Regions from separate parts of the Homo sapiens genome. Here all the other regions are linked to region 1. A link is an interaction called in ENCODE POLR2A ChIA-PET data of the cell type or tissue named here. Cell type or tissue: PC-3. All regions are shown on one strand.

Region 1 (5,000 bases):
GTATGTGCCTTAGACCAAAATGTTTTTTTGTTTGTGGCTAGTATGGTTTCTGGAACAATAGTTATTGTCACTCATTAAATATTTAAATGAATTATAATGGCAGTTATTTAGTGCCTTGTTTCTAGGAGGTTTAGGGAGTTCAGTCCTAATCCATGTGTTCACCATCTTATAGTAAAAAAAACATTCGGGGTTTTGTTTTTGTTTTAATTTTTTTTGAGACAGGGTCTCACTCTCTTACCCAGGCTGGTATGCAGTGTTATGCAATCATGGCTCACTTCAGCCTTGGGCTCAAATGACCCTCCAACCTCAGCCTCCTGGGTAGCTGGAACTACAGGCACACCACCACGCTCAGCTAGTTTTTTGTATTTTCGTTAGAGACAGGGTTTCGCCATGTTGCCCAAGCTGGTCTCGAATTCCTGGGCTCAAGCAATTCTCCTGCCTTGGCCTCCCAAAGTGCTGGGATTATAGGTGTGGGCTATTGAGCCCAGCCTAAAATACTTTTTTTTAAAAAACCTCCTTCTTAAGGCCAGGCACTGTGTTAGAAATTGTATCTATTATATCTCATTTATCCTGGGATGATACAGTGAGCTAGTTACATTTTTCTTATTTGACAGATAAAGGTTTAGGTTACAAAACCAACTCAAGAACACATACCAGATAAAGAGTGGAATCAGGATTGAAACATAAGTTTGCCTCATGCTGTGCTGCTGCCTTTTCTAAGTAACCTATTTAGAGACTTAACAATCATAGCTTAGTGATATGTCTTATTCTTTGCCATCTATCAATTTAAAAGTTACTTGCTAGATATCTAGTAAAAAGCTGAGAGATAATTTCTGTATTCCACAGCTCAGATAACTGTTGCGTTGTGACAAAAGCAATTTCCTTCAGATTTTTACAATAGTATCTTGAAATTTATTTTCAGACTAAAATAAACTTTTTTTTTTTTTTTGGAGACAGAGTCTTGCTCTGTCCCCCAGGCTGGAGTGCAGTGGCATGATCTCGGCTCACTGAAACCTCTGCCTCCTGTGTTCAAACGATTCTCCTGCCTCAGCCTCCGGAGTAGCTGGAACTACAGGCATGCGCTACCATGCCTGGCTAATTTTTTTGTATTTTTAATAGAGATGGGGTTTCACCATGTTGGCCAGGCTGGTCTCAAACTCCTTACCTCATATGATCCATCCTCCTCAGCCTCCCAAAGCGCTGGGATTACAGGTGTGAACTCCTGACCTCAGGTGATTCACCCTCCTTGGCCTCCTAAAGTTCTAGGATTGCAGGCATAAGCCACTGTGCCCAGCTAAAAGGACTGCTGCTCAACTCTTCAATAAACATTTAGGAATACAAGAATCTCGACTTAAAATCTACAGTGTATCTTCTGATAAATAATGGAAGTCTTTTTTTTGTTTTTTTTTTTGAGATGGGGCCTCACTCTGTCAACCAGGCTGGAGTGCAGTTGTGTGATCATGGCTCACTGCAGCCTCGACCTCCCAGGCTCAAGTCATCCCACCTCAGCCTCCCAAGTAGCTGGGACTGCAGGTGTACACCACCACTCCCAGCTAGTTTTTTTTTTTTTTTTTTTTTTTTTGTCATTTGTAGAGATGAGGTCTTGCTGTGCTGCCCAGGTTGTTCTCAAATTTCTGGGCTTCAGTGATCCTCCCACCTCAGCCTCTCAAAGTGTTGGGATTACAGTCATGAGCCACTGGGCCTGGCCTGATAATGTAAGTCTTACCCTTAAAAAAACTTGAATTAGAGGAAAAAGTCTTGAAGTCTTCTACTTTTTTTTTTTTAACTTGGATTTTCTCAGAATTGGAGTTTGGAAATGCAATCAGGAGTCCTAAAGGATATATTTCAAATCAGTTCCACAGTGTTCATTAGGAGACAAAGTCAGGACTTACTATGAACTTCTGGAAGAAACAAACTCTAGGCCAGGTACATTGGCTCACATCTATAATCCCAGCACATTGGGAGGCTAAGACAAATGGATCATTTGAGGTCAGGAATTCGAGACCAGCCTGGCCAACATGGTGAAATCCCATCTCTACTAAAAATACACAAAATAATTAGCTGGGCATGGTGGCACATGCCTGTAGTCCCAGCTACTTAGGAGGCTGAGGCAGGAGAATCGTTTGAACCTGGGAGGCAAAGGTTGCAGTGAGCCGAGATCGTGCCACTGCACTGCAGCCTGGGTGGCAGAGTGAGATTCCATCTCTAAATAAATAAATAAATAAATAAATAAATAAATAAATAAATTTCTGATTTTATTGGTTCCTCCAATGTGTTGTCAAAGAGTCAGTTTCTAGGACATAGTAAGAAATTGCTTTTGCCATGTGGAATGTACTTAAGAATTGAAATAACTTTTCTTCATGACTATCCAGCAGATGTAGATTTAGAGTCTTAGAGTGACTTAGTTTTCCGAAGGATTGGAGTAAAAATTGAGTTCTTAGTTTTTATTTCCTGTCTTAGTTTTGGTATGGATTTATTTTCAAATATCTTAATATTCTCTACATTGAAAATAACTCACCAGCAAGTTAGTGATGCATTTTTATACAAAAGCCTATTTGCATTTCAAAATTATCTTAATTATTTTTAGGTACTTTTTCCAGGGACAGTTGGGAAAGTAATCACTTTCAACTGAGAAGCAGAGATTTTCTACTATTTTCACACATAGCCATAGGAACAAGCATACCTTTTATATTGTACTACCAACAGAATTATTTTGCTGAGTGTCATATGCTGGTAATTAAACTTAGACATTCCTTTGAGCAACTGTCATTTGCTCAGTCATTATGACTTCACTGATCCCTGTCCATTCTTCCTAATTCCTGTATGTAATCTCTCCTTCCCTAAATTTAATAGTGCTTTTGTTTTTATCTTTTATGAAACATAATAGTTCCTACCTTCCTATTATATGTATATATTGGTATCCCATAGTGTATACCTTCTTGAAAGGAAGATTAAATATAATAAAATTTTTCTCTGTAGCATATTAAACACAATTTGGATGAATGAGTGATTCAGCACGGTGGTTAAAAGCTCAAATTCTGGAGCCTGATTAACTGGGTTTCAGTCTGACAGCTATGTGATCATCATATGATCTCTGGCAAGTAATAAATTCCCTGTTCCTGTTTCCTTACCTGTAAAACAACATACTAACCTGACCTTATTAGGTTACTATGAAGGTTATATGTAAAGTTTTTAGGACATTTCCCAACACGTATTAAGTATTCAGTAAGCCAAGCACCGTGTGTAATCTCAGCTATTCAGGAGGCTGAGACAGGAGGATCACTTGAGGCTTGGATTTAGAGATTAGCCTGGACAATATTGTGAGACCTCATCTCTTAAAAAAAAAAAAGTAAGCTTCAATAAATATTTGTTGTTACTACTGTTACTGCTGCTAATGATACAGAAAGTGATGGCAAGTAAACCCTTCCTAACTCATCCTACCACTTCTGATCAGTGGATATCACCTCAGTCCTCATTTCATCCTGGTGCAATTGCTCAAAGAAACACTTCGAAGAGTATAAACATTTTTCTAAGGGAATTTTTACTCATTCCTGCAGTATTTAAGTTACAAACTGGCAAAAGCCATTTAAGCTCTCTGTGGATAAGATTTTTTGATAACCTAACAGAAATTAGGATAAAACATCTTTGAGGTGATCATTGCAGTTAATGTGATAAATGGATCAGCTTTTCAAAGTGTATATGTTAGAGAGGCAACCATATGTTGTCTCCTGTGTTATTGGAGAACACAATACCACTTATGAACTAACCTGCACCCCACCCTGCCCATCACCAAAAGCAAAAATGAGCCCCGTCTAGATACAACTACCAATTTATTTTTTTTAAAAAGTACAGATAGAAGAACAAATTAAGCTATACCAGGGGCCTATAATCATAAAAACCCAGACTGTAGAAAATTGTACAAAACAAATAACCTTGTTTCTTCAAATAAATTACCAGTGAGGGGAAAGGTATAGGGAGAATACTAAATTGAAAGAGACAAGATAAACTAGCTGCAATGTGTACACCTTACTTAGATCTAGATTCAAACACGGAAGCAAACAAAAACAGGTGTTTATGAGATAGTTGGAAATTTGAATACTGAATGGGTACCTGATGTTCAGTGGCTTTTTTTTTTTTTACAACATGAGATTATGATAGCAGGATTATGTTCAAAATAAAATGTATTTCACTTTAATGATACACGGTGAAATATTTATGGATGAAATGATGTGCTGCCTAGGGTTTTCTTAAAAATAATGTGGAGAAATGTGGGATCAGGAATGGGGATGTAGGTGAAATAATACTGTTGCAGCTGGTAAAGATGAATAATGAGCATATGCTGGAAGGGATAGGGGCAGGCATCATCATAGTACTATTATTTATTTATGTTTGAAATTTTCCATAATAACATGTCTAAGTTTTCTCAGGATAATTCTTTTTTTTTTTTTTTTTTTTTTTTGTCTTGAGATGGAGACTCATTCTGTTGCCCAGGCTGGAGTGCAGTGGCTGATCTTGGCTCATTGCAACCTCTGCCTCCCAGATTCAAGCGATTTTCCTGCCTCAGTCTCTGAGTAGCTGGGGTTACAGGCACCTGCCACCACGCCCGGCTAATTTTTGTGTTTTTACTAAAGATGGGGTTTCACCATGTTGGCCAAGCTGGTCTTGAACTCCTGACCTCAAGTGATCCACCCACCTTCGCCTCCCAAAGTGCTGGGATTACAGGTGTGAGCCACCACACCCGGCCTCAGGCTAATTCTTATACATTTTTTCAGACTGTGCTTTTTTAAAAAACATATCTGCTTTTGTAAATCTTTTTTTACATCTATTTTTATATTTTATGTCATGTTATACCTTAAGGTATGTACACACACACACACACACACACACACACACACACACACTCTTACACTTTGAGATGTTCTTTTAGTATCCATTCTTAACCTTGTTACTAGCAACACGTAGTTGAGCCAGTCATTTCTAGGGCAGTTTTCAAGGATGAG
Region 2 (5,000 bases), 130 kb after region 1:
TTAAGGCATTCTAAGTCACTGGATGAGATAGGATGTCGGCACAAGATACAGGTCATAAAGACCTTGCTGATGAAACAGATTGCAGTAAAGAAGCCAGCTAAAACTCACCATAATCCAGGTGGCCACAAGAGTGATCTCTGGTCATCCTCACTGATACACTCCCACCAGCTCCATGACAGTTTACAAATGCCATGGCAACATCAGGAAGTTACCCTGTATGGAGGTCTAAAAAGGGAAGGCATGAATAATCCACCCCTTGTTTATCATATCATCAAGAAATAACCATAAAAATGGGCAACCAGCAGCCCTTGTGGCTGCTCTGCCTATGGAGTAGCCAGTTTCTTTCTTTCTTTCTTTTTCTTTTTCTTTCTTTCTTTTCCTTTCTTTCTTTTGATTCCTTCCTTCCTTCCTTTTTCTTTCCTCTCTCTCTCTCTCTTTCTTTCTGGCGAAGTCTCACTCTTGTCCCCCAGGCTGGAATGCAATGGAGCGAGCTCGGCTCACTGCAACCTCAGCCTCCTGGGTTCAAGCAATTCTCCTGCTTCAGCCTCCTGAGTAGCTGGGACTACAGGTGTGCACCATCACTCCCAGCTAATTTTTGTATTTTTAGTAGAGACAGGGTTTCACCATGCTGGCCAGGCTGGTCTCGAACTCCTGACCTCAGGTGATCCACCCGCCTCAGCCTCCCAAAGTGCTGGGATTACAGGTGTGAGCCGCCTCGCCTGGCCTAACTTAAAATGTTTTGCTTATGATTTAAAAAGTTATATGTGTTGGCCGGGTGCGGTGGCTCATGCCTGTAATCCCAGCACTTTGGGAGACCACGGTGGGTGGATCATGAGGTCAGGCGTTTGAGACCAGCCTGGCCAACATGGTGAAACCCTGTCTCTACTAAAGATACAAAACTTAGCAGATCGTGGTGGTGGGTGCCTGTAATCCCAGCTACTCAAGAGCCTGAGGCAGGAGAACAGCTTGAACCCGGGAGGTGGGGGTTGCAGTGAGCCGAGATGGCGCCATTGCACTCCAGCCTGGGCGACAGGGTGAGACTCTGTTTCAGAAAAAAGAAAAAAAACAAAAAAGTTATATGTGTTTGTTGTAGGAAATTTAGAAAAACATAAAATAAAAATAACCTATAATTTTACCACCTCAAGAAAACGTTAACATTTTAGTGTATAGTCTTCCAAATTTTTTTCTATGGATATCTAAATACTTTTCAAAATTGAGATTTACTTACTATTTTAATGTGCTTTTCCTACTTTTATTTATATTTATTATTGTTATTTGAGACAGGGTCTCCCTCTGTCGCCAGGCTGGAGTGCAGTGGCATGCTGCAATCTCTGCCTCCCTGGGTTCAAGAAAGCCTTCCACCTCAGCCTTCCAGGTAGCTGGAATTACAGGCATGAGCCACTATGCCCGGCTAATTTTTGTATTTTTTGTAGAGATGGGGTTTTGTAGTGTTGCCTAGGCTGGTCTCAAACTCCTGGCCTCAAGAAATCCTCCCACCTTGGCCTCCCAAAGTGCTGGGATTGCAGGCGTGAGCCAATGCACCGAGATGTGTTCCCACTTTTAACATTTTGTAAGCAAAACATGATTTTTGACAGTTATTCAGTATACTAGCCTATGAATATACATACTATATTTAATCATCGTCTTAATTTTGGTTATTTAAATTTTTCAGTATTGTATGAAAAGCTGTCATGAGCACTCCTGTATACCTTTGTTCATGTCCCCAATTTTTCATTAGAATAAATGTCAGTGGAGAGATGATTAAATCAAAGATATGTATATTAGTCAGTATTTTGTTACAAATTGCTCACCAAAGAGTGCATTCCCATAAATAATATGCAAAAGTTTCCATTTCATTGTAGTAATCCAATGCTGACGTAATTATCTTTTTTCTTTCTTTTTCTTTTCTTTTTTTTTTTTTTTGAGACAGGATCTGTCCTGTTCTGTCGCTTAGGCTGGAGTGCAGTGGCATCATTATGGCTCACTAGCAGCTGTGACCCCCAGGCTCAAACAATCCTCCTGTCTCAGGCTCCCAAGTAGCTGGGACCACAGAAGCGTGCCACCAAACCTGGCTAACTTTTTCTCTTTTTTTTTTGTAAAGACAGGGTTTCCCCATGTTGCCTGGGCTGGTCCTGGTCTTGAACTCCTGGCCTCTAGGGATCCTTCCGCTTTAGCCTCCCAAAGTGCTGGGATTACAGATGTGAGCCACTGTACCCGGCCTAAAAATATATCTTGACTATGCAATTTTGATTTAAAATGTTATTTTCACAGCCTCCATAAAATGCCAAGATACAGATTGTTTATTATACGGTTCTTTCTCCTTATTCATATTGTTACTATTATTCTTTTTTTTTTTTTTTGAGACGGAATTTCACTCTTGTTACCCAGGCTGGAGTGCAGTGGCGCGATCTCGGCTCGCCATAACCTCTGCCTCCCGGGTTCAAGCGATTCTCCTGCCTCAGCCTCCTGAGGAGCTGGGATTACAGGCATGCACCACCACACCCGGCTAATTTTGTATTTTTAGTAGAGACAGTGTTTCTCCATGTTGGTCAGGCTGGTCTCGAACTCCCAACCTCAGGTGATTCGCCCACCTCAGCCTCCCAAAGTGTTGGGATTACAGGCATGAGCCACCATGCCTGGCCCTCACTATTATTCTTATTGCTACATTGAACGATTGAACATTCAATTGTATTTGCAATCCTAGTTCAATTGTATTTGCAACTATTTTGACATTTTGCCAATTAGCTCATCTTCACTTCGTTTTCTCTGGGTTAAATATCATGTTCAAATTGTGAGAGAATATAAACATTAATTATTGAAATGTATAATATTTCTAATTATCACTGCTTGGTTCTTAAACATTGCACATTTCTGATAGCTGGGTAGAAAAAGGAGATGAAAGAAGCCAGAAAAACTCTGTCAAATATCATGTAGCTTCAGCAATACTTTTTTTTTGTTTGTTTTTTGAGAGGGAGTCTTGCCCTATCACTCAGGCTGGAGTGTAGTGGTGCTATCTCGGCTCACTGCAACCTCTGCCTCCCGGGTTCAAGCGATTCCTCTGCCTCAGCCTCCCAAGTAGCTGGGATTACAGGGGCCTGCCATTATGTCCAGCTAATTGTTTGTATTTTTAGTACAGATGGGGTTTCACCATGTTGGTCAGGCTGGTCTCGAACTCCTGACGATGTCAGGTGATCCACCCATCTCGGCCTCCCAAAGGGTTGGAATTTCAGGAGTGAGCCACTGTGCCCTGCCAGCAATACTATTTTAGTAACGATTGTTTTCATTGAGCAATTGATTTCACCTAGAGGGAATTCCTTCACTCTTCCAGACAGCAGGCTAGCATCAATCAGGGTCTCAGGTTCATTTTTCAGAAGGGTGGTTTTGCTTAGCAATCTCCCAAGTGATATTAATCGAGGGTGAATTTGAATAAGGGCAGTATCTCCCAGACTACTTGGGCTATATCTTTCGTGACTCCACTTGGCTTTCTATTTCTACCTTTTTATTGTTTCTCCAATCCTCATCTTTCAGCTTTTCTTTTCAACCAATCATTTCCCCCTACTTTTATTCTTTATGAACAGCTCTAGGCTTGGTGAGATTGCTGCTTCAAAGATAATTATTGTAAAGTCTGTGCTATGCAGGCCAATAGTTGCACGCAAAACAATTTTGAGTATGAAGGTCACAGACAAGGGCACTACTCAAAACTGAGAAGAAAACAGTCTACACTTGGCACAAACCATAACCGAACCCCAGTGTGCTGAAGGCATTTTGCCTTCACCTGCACCCGTTACATATCTAATTTTTGCTTTTAGTCAATAATCAGTGAAAATTTACTGCTAGTTTAATACAGATAATTGAGGTGGTCCCTAGACCCCACTTTAAGTGTGACTTCTTCCTCAAGTATTACCATTTTAAAGTAGTAGTGAAGTAAAGAACTTGGTCTTTCTATTGTCTTCCAGCAATACACATCACAGTGGGTCCCATACACAGGATCAGTAAGTGGATGTCTGCCCCACACTTCAAAGCTACCTAAATATAAACACACTAAAGAATACAGGAATATTTGCTGTATCATTTCTCTTAGGTTGCTGTTCCTGCTTTACCATAATGCTTCCCAAGTTTAGGATACTGAGGAGTTATCTGGGCTTCTTATTAAACTGCAGATTCCTGGACCTCACATCCAGAGGATCTGATTCAGTAGATCTCAAGTGGGGTCCAGGAATCTCTGAGTTTTGGAAACATCAGAACTGATTCTGATGCAGGTGGTCAGAAACCCTAGTGAGGTGGTTTTACTAGTACTTGGAAGCCGACCATCCTTATTGGTTCTCTTATTGGCCAATTATTTTTAAACTGTTTTAGTTTCTCCATTTTCAAAACTAAACAAATAAATCTGGTCAATCTGGTCAGACACCCTAGTGAGGTGGTTTTACTAGTACTTGGAAGCCGACCATCCTTATTGGTTCTATTATTGGCCAATTATTTTTAAACTGTTTTAGTTTCTCCATTTTCAAAACTAAACAAATAAATCTGGTCAATCTGATTCTTTGGGGTTAGGTAAAGATGAAAATGATTATGTTGACATTTGTTCCAGAGACAGACATCAATATGCTCAGTAAAGAGAATTGCCCATTTTTATTTTTATTATATATATATATATATATATATATATTTTTTTTTTTTTTTTTTTGAGACAGAATCTCATTCTGTCGCCCAGGCTGGAGTGCAGTGGCACAATCTCAGCTCACTGCAACCTCCGCCTACCCAGTTCAAGCGATTCTCTTGTCTCTGCCTCCAGAGTAGCTGGTATTACAGATGCATGCCACCAGGCCCGGCTAATTTTTGTATTTTTAGTAGAGATGGGGTTTCATCATATTAGTCAGGCTGGTCTCGAACTCCTGACCTCAGGTGATCCACCCGCCTTGGCCTCCCAAAGTGCTGGGATTATAGGCATGATCCACCACACCCGGCCAATTGCCCATTTTTAAATGAACGAGTGATTAAAA
Region 3 (5,000 bases), 350 kb after region 1:
GGGATTTCAGGTGTGAGCCACCGTGCGCAGCCTAAATAACTGTGTATGCTCGCTTTTGTGTGTATACACTCACTGCCCCTCATAAGACAATTTAGGTTCACAGCAAAATTTAGCAGAAAGTACAAGTAGTCTCCTACCCCAAAGTTTTGCCTTTTCCAGAATACATTCATATACCTTCCCATGGTATCCTTGGGGGAAATTTGTTCCAGGGGTTCTCCTCCAGGATACAAAATCCTCAGATGCTCAAGTCCCTCAATACAATGAGTTTGTAACTTATGCACATCTTCCTGTATATTTTAAATCTCTAGATTACTTTTTTTTTTTTTTTGAGACGGAGTCTCGCTGCGTCGCCCAGGGTGGAGTGCAGTGGCGCGATCTCGGCTCACTGCAAGCTCTGCCTCCTGGGTTCACGCCATTCTCCTGCCTCAGCCTCCCTAGTAGGTGGGACTACAGGCACCCGCCACCACGCCCGGCTAATTTTTTGTATTTTTAGTAGAGACGGGGTTTCACCTTGTTAGCCAGGATGGTCTCGATCTCCTGACCTTGTGATTTGCCTGCCTTGGCCTCCCAAAGTGCTGGGATTACAGGCGTGAGCCACTGCGCCCGGCCTAGATTACTTATATAATCTAAATGCTATGTAAATAGTTGTTACACTTTTTAAAACTTTTTATTTGAGACAGGGTCTCAGTCTGTCACCCAGGCTGGAGTGCAGTAAAACAATCACTGCTCACTGCAGCCTTGATCTCTGGGTTCAGGTGATCCTCCCACCTCAGCCTCCTGAGTAGCTAGGACTACAGGCACCCGCCACCACACCTGGCTAATTTTTGTATTTTTTCTAGAGACAGAGTTTTGCTAAGTTGCTGAGGCTGGTTTTGAGCTTCTGGGCTCAAGCTATCTGCCATCCTTGGCCTCCCAAAGTGCTAGGATTACAGGTGTCAGCTACTGCACCTGGCTAGTTGCTATAATTTTTAAAAATTATTTTTTGGCTGGGCGCAGTGGCTCATGACTGTAATCCCAGCACTTTGGGAGGCCAAAGCGGGTGGATCACAAGGTCAGGAGTTTGAGACCAGCCTGGCCAATATGGTGAAACGCCGTTTCTACTAAAAATATAAAAGTTAGCCAGGTGTGCTGGCACGTGCCTGTAATCCCAGCTACTTGGGAAGCTGAGGGCAGGAGAATCGCTTTAACCCGGGAGGCGGAGGTTGTAGTGAGTCGAGATCGCGCCACTGCACTCTAGCCTGGGCGACAGAGCGAGACTCTGTCTCAAAATATATATATATATATTTTTATTATTTTTCTGGAATATTTTTGCCTTGCCATTGTTTGAATCTGTGAATGGGGAACCCTTGGATACAGAGGGTTGCCTTAGTTTGAATCGTATAATATGTAGCCTTTTCACTTAGTAGCAGTGTATTTAAGGCTTCTCCTTGTCTTTTCTATGGGTTGATTATTTCTTTTTAGTGCTGAACAATATTCCATTTATGGATGTGCTACAGTTTGTTCACCTTTTGGAGGGTATCTTGGTTACTTTCAAGTTTTGACAATTATGAGTAAAGGCTGTAAACATCCATGTGCAGGTTTTTGTGTGGACGTATAAGTTTTCATGTAATTTGAGTAAATACCAGGGAGTGTGATTGTTGGATCATATGGTAAGATTATATTTAATTATGTAAGAAACTGCCACATGATCTTCCAAAGTGGCTGTACCATTTTGCATTCCCACCAGTAATGAGTGAGAATTATTATTGCTCCCCTTTCAGCTTTTGGAGTTGTAGTGATTTGGATTTTAACCATTTTGGTAGTTATGCAGTGGTATCTCACTGTTTTTAATTTACATTCCCCTAATGAAAAACAGTATTGAAGCCAGGCATGGTAGCATGTGCCTGAAGTCCCAGCTACCTGGTGGAGGAGTGAGATGGAGGATTGCTTGAGCCCCAGAGGTTGTGGCTACGGTGATCCATGATCACCCCACTGCACTCCGGCCTGGGTGACAGAGTGAGTCCCTGTCTCACAAGGTTCTGTAGAGGCCTGCTGGGAACAGAACTGAACTTCTAAAAGTAAATGTCTTGGCAGCTGCTTTCCAAGGCCTGGCTATAAGTAAGGTCTGCAGAGCCAAAAGGAGCATACAGCTCTTCTTAAAATTGAAGGTGTTGGCTGGGGGCACGGTGGCTCATGCCTGTAATCCCAGCACTTTGGGAGGCCAAGGCGGGTGGATCACCTGAGGTCAGGAGTTCGAGACCAGCCTGGCCAGCATGGTGAAACCCTGTCTCTACTAAAAATACAAAAAATTAGCTCGGTGTGATGGTGCATGCCTGTAGTTCAGCTACTCAGGAGGCTGAGACAGGAGAATTGCTTGTACCTGGGAGGCAGAGGTTGCAGTGAGCCTAGATCGTGCCATTGTACTCCAGCCTAGGTGATGAATGAAACTCCGTCTCAAAAAAAAAAAAAAATTGAAAGTGTTTAAGCCCAAGATGAAACTGAATTCTATTTAAGAGTTGTGCTTATGTGTATAAAGCAAAGAATAACATAGGCAAACGGAACAAAACTATAGTAATTGGGGAAACGCAACTCATACCTGTGGAAACCAGTGGCATGGTTTGTGTCAAATTCTGAAGCAGCCTTCCTGGTAAGGCTACTGGACACAGAATACCCTTCAAGGAAACTAATGAAAAGTAAATAAATAAAAGTGGGTGTGAGGCTGGACGCGGTGGCGCTCACGCTTGTAGTCCCAGCACTTTGGGAGGCCAAGGCGGGCGGATCACTTGAGGTCAGGAGTTTGAGACCAGTCTGGCCAACATGGTGAAATCCTGTCTCTAGAAAAAAATACAAAAATTAGCCGGGCATGGTGGCGCATGCCTGTAATCCCACCTACTTGGGAGGCTGAGGCAGGAGAATCGCTTGAACCTGGGAGGTGTAGGTTGTAGTGAGCAAAGATTGCACCATTGTACTTTAGCCTGGGTGACAGACTGCAGCCTGGGCAACAGAGTGAGACCCTGTTTTTTTTTTTTTTTTTAAAGTGGTTTTGTGTTCTTGTAATGAAAAAGAAAAAAAGGTTAAAAAAGGATGTGCTTTTGACCAATATATAATGCTGTTTCAAGGTAGTACCAGTACCTTGTGTTCAGTGGAACCAAGGTAAACACAAGGTATTGGTATTACCTTGAGATAGCATTACACCTAAGTGGTTTCAGTGAACAAGATTTAAAAGACTAGAATTAAAGCAATTATAAATGTAAAGTAAAATTTTGGACTACTTTTAGATAGACTTTATAAACAGACGTAAAAATTCCTATTAAAAATTTTGCACTTTGGCCGGGCGCAGTGGCTCACGCCTGTAATCCCAGCACTTTTGGAGGCTGAGGCAGGTGGATCACAAGATTAGGAGTTCGAGAACAGCCTGACCCACATGGTGAAACCCCGTCTTTACTAAAAATACAAAAATTAGCAGGGTGTGGTGTCAACGCGCCTGTAGTTCCAGCTACTCGGGAGGCTGAGGCAGGAGAATCACTTGAACCCGGGAGGCGGAGGTTGCAGTGGGCCGAGATCACGTCACTGCACTCCAGCTTGGGCAACAGAGCAAGACTCTGTCTCAGAACAGCAACAACAACAACAATTTTTGCACTTTCAGGACACTTACAGGCTCCTTCCTATAATCCCAGCACTTTGGGAGACCAAGGCAGGAGGATAACTTGAAGTCAGAAATTCAAGACCAATCTGGGCAACAAAGTGATACCCTGTCTCTACAAGAAATTTAAAAAATTAGCTGGACACAATGGTGTTGTACCTGTAGTCCTAGCTACTCGGGAAACCGGGACGGGAGGATCGCTTGAGCCCAAGGGGTCAAGGCTGCTGTGAGCCATGATCTCACCACTGCACTCTAGTCTGGTCAATAGACTGACACTCTGTCTCAAATAATAATAATAATAATAATAATAATAATAATAATAATAATAATAATAATAATAAAATTGCTTTGAGAAGCCAAGGCAGGAAGATTGGTTGAGGCCAGGAGTTCGAGACCAGCCTGGGCAACATAGTGAGACCCCCCCCGTTTCTACAGAAAAGAAAAAATTTAGCCAGACATAGTGACATGCACCTGTATTCCTAGCTTTGGAGGCTCAGGGGAGAGGATTGCTTGAGCCCAGGAGTTTGAAGTTGTAATGAGCTATCATCACACCACTGCTCTTCAGCCTGGTAAAAGACTCTGTCTCTTTAAAAAAAATTATATTTTGAATAAGTAATATGTGGTTCAAAATTAAGTCTTATACTCACCATGATCCTGTCTACCACCCCCCACTGCCAAGTTAGTAATCGACTACTTTTTTTTTAGTCTGTGTGTGTCCCTCTCTAGTGTTTTTTATGTAGGTAGATGAAAGCAAATGTTTTCATCCTTTTCTGGTACAATGTGGCAAACTATATAACCTATTTTTCACTATAATTTTTTTGTTTTTTTTTTGAGATGGGGGTCTCACTCTTTTGCCCAGGCTGGAGTGTGGTGATGCGATCTTGGCTGGCTGCGACCTCTATCTCCTGGGCTCAATTGATCCTCCCACCTCAGCCTCGCAAGTTTGGAACTACAGGAACCTGCTTCCACACCTGACTAATTTTGTTGTTGTTATTGTTTTGTAGAGATGGGGGTCTCCCTGTGTTATCCTCCCACCTCAGCCTCCAAAGTTTGGGACTACAGGAACATGCCTCCACACCTGACTAATTTTGTTGTTGTTAACTGTTTTGTAGAGATGGGGGTCTCCCTGTGTTATCCAGGCTGGTCTTGAACTCCTGAGCTCAAGCATTCTGCCCACCTCAGCCTCTCAAAGTGCTGGGATTATAGGCATGAACCACTATGCCCTCCCTACTTTACTTTTTCATTTCACATGTTGAGAGATCATTCCAAACCTGCTAATAGAGAGCATCCTTACTTTTTTTTTTTTTTTTGAGACGGAGTTTTGCTCTTATTGCCCAGGGTAGAGTGCAGTGGCACAATCTCAGCTCACTGCAACCTC

What was found. Peaks named below come from ENCODE experiments on the same cell type or tissue, not always from the same donor. Only the 100,000 strongest peaks of a DNase experiment are listed, where the experiment ranks them.
Region 2: POLR2A ChIA-PET joins it to region 1 with 5 read pairs; 3 of 35 experiments call an interaction of 5 or more read pairs at or near these places.
Region 3: POLR2A ChIA-PET joins it to region 1 with 5 read pairs; 3 of 35 experiments call an interaction of 5 or more read pairs at or near these places.

What each region holds. Positions count from the first base shown.
Region 1 is chr14:31,359,189-31,364,188 of GRCh38, reverse strand. The region is part of intron 14 of HEATR5A (HEAT repeat containing 5A); the gene reads left to right. Among named protein-coding and RNA genes, the nearest start is that of HEATR5A, 59 kb to the left of the region's middle. In PC-3, no CTCF peak of the experiment used is centred here; DNase peaks (open chromatin) are centred at 1,238, 2,768 and 3,038; H3K27ac peaks cover 1,129 bases.
Region 2 is chr14:31,232,455-31,237,454 of GRCh38, reverse strand. No RefSeq gene overlaps it. Among named protein-coding and RNA genes, the nearest start is that of HECTD1, 27 kb to the right of the region's middle. In PC-3, no CTCF peak of the experiment used is centred here; no DNase peak of the experiment used is centred here.
Region 3 is chr14:31,012,827-31,017,826 of GRCh38, reverse strand. All of the region lies in intron 1 of STRN3 (striatin 3), which reads left to right. MIR624 (microRNA 624) reads left to right here and starts at 3,085; the gene lies at 3,085-3,181. In PC-3, no CTCF peak of the experiment used is centred here; no DNase peak of the experiment used is centred here.